Linked DNA regions of Homo sapiens: all the other regions are linked to region 1. The links are chromatin loops, found by intact Hi-C in ENCODE. Cell type or tissue: HepG2. All regions are shown on one strand.

Region 1 (2,500 bases):
AAATAATTTTCCGTGTATTGTGCTTGTCTTCACTGTGAGTTTAGTTTTCTATAGTCAATGTCAAATTGATCAGACTTCTACTGTGTGATTGAAGTACTTCTTTAAAAAAAAAAAAACACTCATATTGTGAAGTTAAAACAGTTAAGTTGTAGTGTCACTGAAACAGTTTTTCTGATTACATTTCGCTTTGCAACAGAGCCTGAGTTTTTGCACTTCTTCCTTGTTTAAACAGCTTAAGTAAATTTACAGGGTTACCCCCCTTTTTTTAAATAATGGAGAAATGGAATGGGTGCAAATTTTGAATATGGTTCTTTTCTCTGTTAGAATTAGCAGCCAACTCTGCATGAGGAGAGAAAAGTTGAGAGTATATAAAAAAGATTTCCCTGTATGATGGCTCCTGGCTTTTTAAAGGAGATACAAAAATAACAATAAAGTTGACTGTGTACAATGGAATGCTGGCTTTCATTGCAGATCTTAAAAAAAATGGTTTTACTGACTTTTGCTCAAACTTTAGTAGTAGCAATGAGTGTTTGCCAATAATTTTTGTTTTCTTTCCTTTTTTAGGAGATGGGCTAGCTTAAAATTTCAAATATACATATACTTACATGTATATTTACCTCATTGAATGCTAATGTTAAAAAAAGTGGTGGGAGCTGATCACCTATGCTGCCGTAAAATGAAACAGCTCCCCCTCTTATATTTGACCAGAGACCCATAGTATTGAAGGAGATTTATGGAAGTGAATGTATTTATCAAGTTCATATATGAGGCAGCAGAACAGGCTTTATTTAGCCTTCCTATCACTTGTACCATAAAACAGTGGGCCTCTGTTTAGTTGGCCTAATACAGTTGTTAAATTGGAATAATTTTTCTGATTTAAAATTTGTAGTGTATTTATTTGTTGTTTTTCAGGGAAAAACTATTTTAAAGAGATTACCAACCACAATGTCATATGTTAACCTGACAGTAACAAATATTGAAAATATTAAATAGTTGGCCACAAAACACCATGCTTCTTTAGGTTTATGAAAGTGAAGGAAACAGAAAATTTTTTTCTGTATTCAAAGGCAATTTAAAATTAATTTTAAAAGACTTATTTATACATTTTATTTATATTTACTTTCAGTTTATTTTAAATCATTTTGCAAATAGCAGGGAAAGTCATGATGCAATAGAAGCTAAATTCTTTCCTGTATACCTCTGATCATTTTTCAAAGCCATATTATATTTTTAAACCCTTATTTACAACTTACACGACTGGCTGTAGTTTGCTCCTCATGCTGTATTATACTTTTCTACACATAGGCTGCGCCATTGAGCCACTAGTTAAAGAAATGTTTCTTGTGCTGCCAGTAGTACATGGAAATGGAAATGTGGAGGACATGGAAATCAAGAGGACGGGCTATCAGTTTTTAAAATGTGTGTTACTATAATTAATATAACAAAAAAGAACATATTTTGATATACGTCACTTTTTAAATCTTTTAAGATATTTTCTAATAATTTTCAATGTAATACTTTCAAAACCTCATTTTTAAAAGTTTTTATTTACTATTTCCCATAGATGTTAGTAAATGTATAATAGAAATTTAAATGTATTAATAGAAAAATATAATTTGTAACTTAAGCATGTGAAGTCATTTTGGTATATTTTGAAGATTATTTAAAATTTATTATAATTTAAAAGATAAACATTAAAACAACTTTAAAGTGTGAAATATAATTAACAAATATGTGCTTGGAAACTTTACATTAAAATCTAGCTATTTAGCATTCTGCATTAGAAATTTGTGAAGTCAAAATTAGTATGTTTTTTTCTAATGAAAGATATGAAACTTCAATGAATCTAAGTAAGAACTGATTTGTTATTATTATTACACACTGCATTTTAATGTTTTATTTCCATTCATATTGAGACTAGCTAACATATAAAAAACTTACAGTGATATTTCTATTGCATTTTTACCTTTTAATTCAATAAAATGTTAAAATAATAGATTTAAAATAACATCAACTGCATTGCATTTAAACATAAGCACTTCTTAACTTTTATACGTTGGAAAATAAATTTTAAGAATAATCAAATACTTTTGTCAAATACATGAAAAAATTTGACTTGTACATTTAAACGTCCTTCTTTGATCTTGCATCTTGCAGATCGGCAGATTCTAGAAACTGCTCTGGGACTATTTCTTTGCGAAAATACTCTGTGTAAATTATTGTTTTGCTGTTTAATAATTAGAGTGATTTATTGGGAAAAGTGAGATATTTCTCTCTACTATAATAATAGTAGAGAAACTTGTGATTGAAAATTTAAGCAGTGATATTGACTATTTACCCCTTAGCAAACGTTATGAAAGTATTTTAGTATTGTTGGCGAATGGGACTCTGCTTGGATTTCCAGCATGTAAGAACTTGCATGCTCCGGGTCATAAATGCTGCTTCATGAATATTCCATCACTCTATATGTGAATCTTTAGGGAAGGGTTTATAGAAAGTA
Region 2 (2,500 bases), 170 kb after region 1:
GTTGTGGGCAGAAAGCCAGTAGGGAAAGCCTTGAGGAGAAAGCCCTCATGGAAGAGAAATGCTTTATCATCTGGTCCCTGAATCTTATGGAATTCAGCAGTGACCTAGCCGCATGATCCCGCAGTGAGGGCTTAACACGTTCCACGGCCTGAACTCGCTCTGAATGGACTCCAGATTCCCAATGATGCATGCAGCCCCTCAGGGTCAGAGGCCATCATGCTGCCAATCAGACAAGGCAGGTGGAATGTTGCACAGCTGCACTCTGGTTGCATTTCCCAACACCTCCCTGTCTCACGATGCTTGCACATTGGCATGCTGTTCCTGCCACCTTGTCATACTTGTGTGTGTGGAGAGCCTGTCCCCAGTGCTGTTTTCTCAGGACAAGCTCAACTTCACTTCCTCCCGCCTTATCGAACCCTTTGTTTCCAAAATTGTTAATCAAGCCACTTGGGGGGTTGAACTCAACTCCTCCCTCCCAATATCCTCCCAGCTCAAAGTAATGAGAAAAACAATTGCCCACAGTGAGGATGTCCATGGTCCCCATTTTCCCCAGTCTATCATGCCTTAGACAGATACTGTTGAATTTTGTCAGTTGCATGTCCCACATGCTAATGGTGGTTATTTGGACATCTCTGCTTCAAGCCCAGCTTAAAAAACCATATGGCCCCAGATTCTTCAATGCCACAGCTATGGTGCTCTTCCATGTTAAGAGACTTAACAGATGAAATATGGTTTTCCGAACCTCTTTTCATTTACCATCAAAATAACAAGCGATGTCTTGTATTTCAACAGAGACATTCTTTTCACTCAGTTACTCTGCAAAGAATGTGCCCTTGTCTCTGCTGTAGATTTTTATTTTATTTGTAAATTGTGCGTGCTGCATGCTACGGAATACTGAAAAGCCATACACCCTGGCTTGTTGGTTGACACATAGTATGTGTGATTACAGATTGTTTGAATAACAGTGGACTATTGAACTGCCATCCAGATGTGTGTGGAGTTAACTGTGGGAATGTCCACAAAGGAGGATTATCTTTCTTGTTGCTGGGGCCAAGGCCCCCAGAAAGTGGAAACATAAGCATGGCAGCTACTCAAATAGAACAGTAGCTACAATTGGCTCTTCAGAAGCAAAATTAATCATTTTTTTTAAATTATGCATTGCAATTAAGACTGGGTTTGTTCTCTAAAAGTAAATCATGCAAAGAAAATGCCAAACAATAACACAAAAATTTGCAGCTTTGAATGCCCTTTGTGAATGGTTTCGTCATTTTGTTTTTAAACGTTTAGAAATTCAGAACATTGTAGATTAAAGATAAGACCTCAACCATTGCAAGCCTCCGAGCCATCATCTTGTAGACTTGATCTGTGTTTCCTGCACTCTCTTCCATTCTTTGTACTGTACAGGATACTGTAAGCATTGATTAGTTGGTGTTCACAAATACTGGCCATGGGAAAACAATGCAGAATTCCCCCTGTGAACACTTTCTTTCTTTCTTTCTTTCTTTTTGAGACAGAGTCTTGCGCTGTCATCCAGGCTGGAGTGCAGTGGTGCAATCTCGGCACACTGCAACCTCCGCCTCCCAGGTTCAAGCAAGTCTCCTGCCTCAGCCTCCTGAGTAGCTGGGACCACAGGCACGTCCCACAACACATGGCTAATTTTTGTAGTAGAGACAGGGGTTTCACCATCTTGGCCAGGGTGGTCTCGAACTCCTGACCTCAAGTGATCTGCCTGCTTTGGCCTCCCAAAGTGCTGGGATTACAGGCGTGTGCCACGATGCCCATCCTTGAACATTTTCTTTAAAAGATATTTGAACCACAGTGAGATACTACTTCCCACCTACTAGAATGGCTAAAATAAAACAGACAGTAACAAGTGCTGACAAGGATATGGAGAAATTGGAATGCTCATGTGCTGCTGGTGAGAATGTAAAATGGGGTCACCACTTTGGAAAACAGTTTGGCAATCACTTAAAATGGTAAACATGGAGTTTACCCTATGATCCAGCATTTCCATTACTAGGTATCTGTATCCAAGACCCATGAAAACCTATGTCCACACAAAAACTTATACATGAATATTTATAACAGCATTATTTATAATAGTCAAAAAGTAGAAGCAACCCAAATGTCCAGCAACTGATGAGTGTATAAATAAAATGTGGTCTATTATTCAGCCATGAACAGGAATGAAGTACTAATCCAACATGGATAAACCTGAAAACATGCTCAGTAAAAGAAGCCAGATACAAGAGACCACATAGTCTATGAATCCATTGTATGGAATGTCTGGAATAACTAATCTATAGAGACAAAAAGTAGATTATTAGTGGTCACAGAGCACTGGAGAGGGGAAATTAAGAGTGACTATTAATGGGCCAGGCACGGTGGCTCACGCCTGTAGTCCCAGCACTTTGGGAAGCTGAGGCAGTCAGATCACTTGAGGTCAGGAGTTCAAGACCAGCCTGGCCAACATGGTGGAACCCCGTCCTACTAAAAATAG
Region 3 (2,500 bases), 150 kb after region 1:
GATGGATCTGAGGAAGAAGGCATGGAGGATGAGGATCCGAGGTGAGGGAAAGGGCCATGAAAAAATTTCTGACGAAGTGTTCTCCTGGGAGTTTCCAGCACAGAGAGAGATTTCCAGTTGAGATCAGGGAAGAGCAAGGAATATTTGAAATGCATGGAGACACTGTCACCAGTTCATCCTTTGAAGGCAACATGTCTTGGCATGTTCATTTCTATTCTACAAACATTTATGGAACACATGCTGTTGAGACATGGCAGGCCTTAGGTAGTGAAGATAAAATATAAATAATCCATGTCGCTCTCCCAACATGTATACTCTAGTGAGAAGACATAACTAAGCAAATTTTATTATAAATTTGAGTATAACATACCCATATGTGTACACAAGGAGTTCTTAGCTAAGTTGGGGTTCCTGGAGTTGGTGATACCTGGCCTGAGCTTTGAAGAATAAGTGTGTGTTAGCCAATGAAGAGAGAACAGGGACATGGAGGCCTTAAAACAATATGTTGTGCCCAGGAGCTACAGATTGACCATCCCTACTCTGAAAATCCAAAATTCAAAATGCCCCAAAATCCAAGTTTTTGAGCCCCAATATGATGCTCAAAAGGAATACTCACTGGAGCACTTTGGATTTCTGATTTTTGGATTAGAGATATTCAACTGGAGTGTTATTTTGCATATATTCCCAAATCCAAAAAAAATTAAAAACTCAAACACTTCTGGTCCCAAGCATATTGGATAAGGGATACCCAACCCCTACAAACTGTTCCGTTTTACTTGAGGAAAAAAGACAAGGCGGGAGCCAGGGTTTGAGCCAGTGGTACCTTAGAGGGGCTGTAGGTTCCCCACCACCCCAAGAGCCCCTTGCCATGAATGCTGCCAGGGCCACCCCAAGCAAACATAGTTGGAGTAAGAGGACTGTGCTTGCTATGTAAACGCAGCTTCGTAACAAGTGCCGTTGCACCTCTGCTGCCCTAAGCTCCTCTGTATGGAAAATCTAGAGATTCCACCGAAGGGACATTGGCTCAGTGCTGAGAGTTGGAAGCTCTGAGTCATGACTGAGTTGGAAGCTTACATGTTGATTTACAAGGCGTCTTTGCCCATTACATTTATTTACATGTCCAGAGGTCATGGCCTGAAAGGCTTGGCTCCAAATATGATGTGCCCTTTCTATTGTTGATGATGTGACTCTCCATTCAGTTCTCTTTTTCTCTTCTCCTGGTTATCTGTTGCTGAGTAGCAAACCACCCTAGAAATGCAGTGACTTCAGCAGCAGTCTCTCAGGATTTTGGCGGGTTAGGAAAATCAGGGGTTGCTTGGCTGGGTGTTCTGGCTCAGGGTCTCTCATGAGCCTTCTTCAGACAGAGATCAGAGCTGGAACTATGTAGGGGGGACAGGAGCCTGGAGTAGCTCGGGACTGGCTGGGCACCTTTCTCTTTCTGTCATTAGTCAAAAGGCCCTTCCATGTGGTCTCCCTGCATATGCTGGTTTGGGCAATCTTACGGTATGGCAGCCTCAGACTTGGCAGCCCAGGGCACCTAAGGTGAGAGCTACAAAAGCAAGAGGCAGAAGCTGTGTGGCTTTTTCTTACCCAATCTAATAAGTCACACAGTGCCACATTCTGTGCCTCATTCTACTCAGCAAGACAGTCGCAAGGGCCTGCCGAGGTTTAAGGGGATGGGATGTGACACATACCCCACTCTTTGATGCAGGGGTGGCAGGTTGACGAAGACCAGTGGGGCAGGAAATATTGTTGCAACCAGTTTTGGAAAATACAATCTGTCACATCCCCGAAGAACATTTTCATCCACTCACATAATCCTTTAAGTTACCTAAAAATTAATTTACTCATTACGGTGTCGCCCACAACCTTCCTTGCTCCCTTCCCACAGCAAAATCCAAGGCCTCAGTGCACACACACAAACCACAAAACTCCTGTTGTCTGAATGAGAGTCAGTCACTCAAGTGTGTACTGTCCCCATCAAGATGACAACATTTTATAAGGATGTATCCTGTTGCCCCATCTTCTAGGAATTTGCACTTCCATCCATTGTTAAAGCCAAATATTGCTCAGATCTTTCATGGAGAGGCCCCTTTGAATCTAACCCCTGCAAACTAGAGACTCAGGAGTGAATGATTTCAAATCTCTATTTGCTCTGCACCTGGGAGATTGATGGTACTCTCATAACAAGTTTGGTCAATGGCATTTAGTGGAGTACTGAATGCTTCAGGGAGTGAAAAAAGAGAAACTGAAAGAAAGGCCCAGATTTTGGGCTCAAGGAACTTTACAAACTGAAGCATTAGCATGTTCGTGGTAAGAAATCTTCTGATTTAAACAAATGATGTAAATTTTACATTTTTTAGTAAGCACTACTTCAAGTGTGCTATCTTTAATGAAGACTTTAATTCTTGTTTTTACACATATGTAGAAAACAGAAGTTGAGTTCTTCAAACATTTGTTATCAAAAATATAGGATATATAAGCACTGAATTGGAAGATT

The links. A loop is a pair of places that touch in the nucleus more often than their neighbours do. Peaks named below come from ENCODE experiments on the same cell type or tissue, not always from the same donor. Only the 100,000 strongest peaks of a DNase experiment are listed, where the experiment ranks them.
Region 2: a loop joins it to region 1, with 5 times the contacts of the local background. A loop is called at or near these places in 3 of 110 quality-filtered maps.
Region 3: a loop joins it to region 1, with 3 times the contacts of the local background. A loop is called at or near these places in 5 of 110 quality-filtered maps.

Annotation. Positions count from the first base shown.
Region 1 is chr10:112,564,342-112,566,841 of GRCh38, forward strand. All of the region lies in intron 5 of VTI1A (vesicle transport through interaction with t-SNAREs 1A), which reads left to right. Among named protein-coding and RNA genes, the nearest start is that of MIR4295, 69 kb to the right of the region's middle. In HepG2, a CTCF peak has its summit at 1,315; DNase peaks (open chromatin) are centred at 210 and 1,320; H3K4me3 peaks cover 407 bases.
Region 2 is chr10:112,738,801-112,741,300 of GRCh38, forward strand. The region is part of intron 7 of VTI1A (vesicle transport through interaction with t-SNAREs 1A); the gene reads left to right. Among named protein-coding and RNA genes, the nearest start is that of MIR4295, 110 kb to the left of the region's middle. In HepG2, no CTCF peak of the experiment used is centred here; DNase peaks (open chromatin) are centred at 281, 981 and 1,361.
Region 3 is chr10:112,716,098-112,718,597 of GRCh38, forward strand. All of the region lies in intron 7 of VTI1A (vesicle transport through interaction with t-SNAREs 1A), which reads left to right. Among named protein-coding and RNA genes, the nearest start is that of MIR4295, 83 kb to the left of the region's middle. In HepG2, no CTCF peak of the experiment used is centred here; a DNase peak (open chromatin) is centred at 1,074.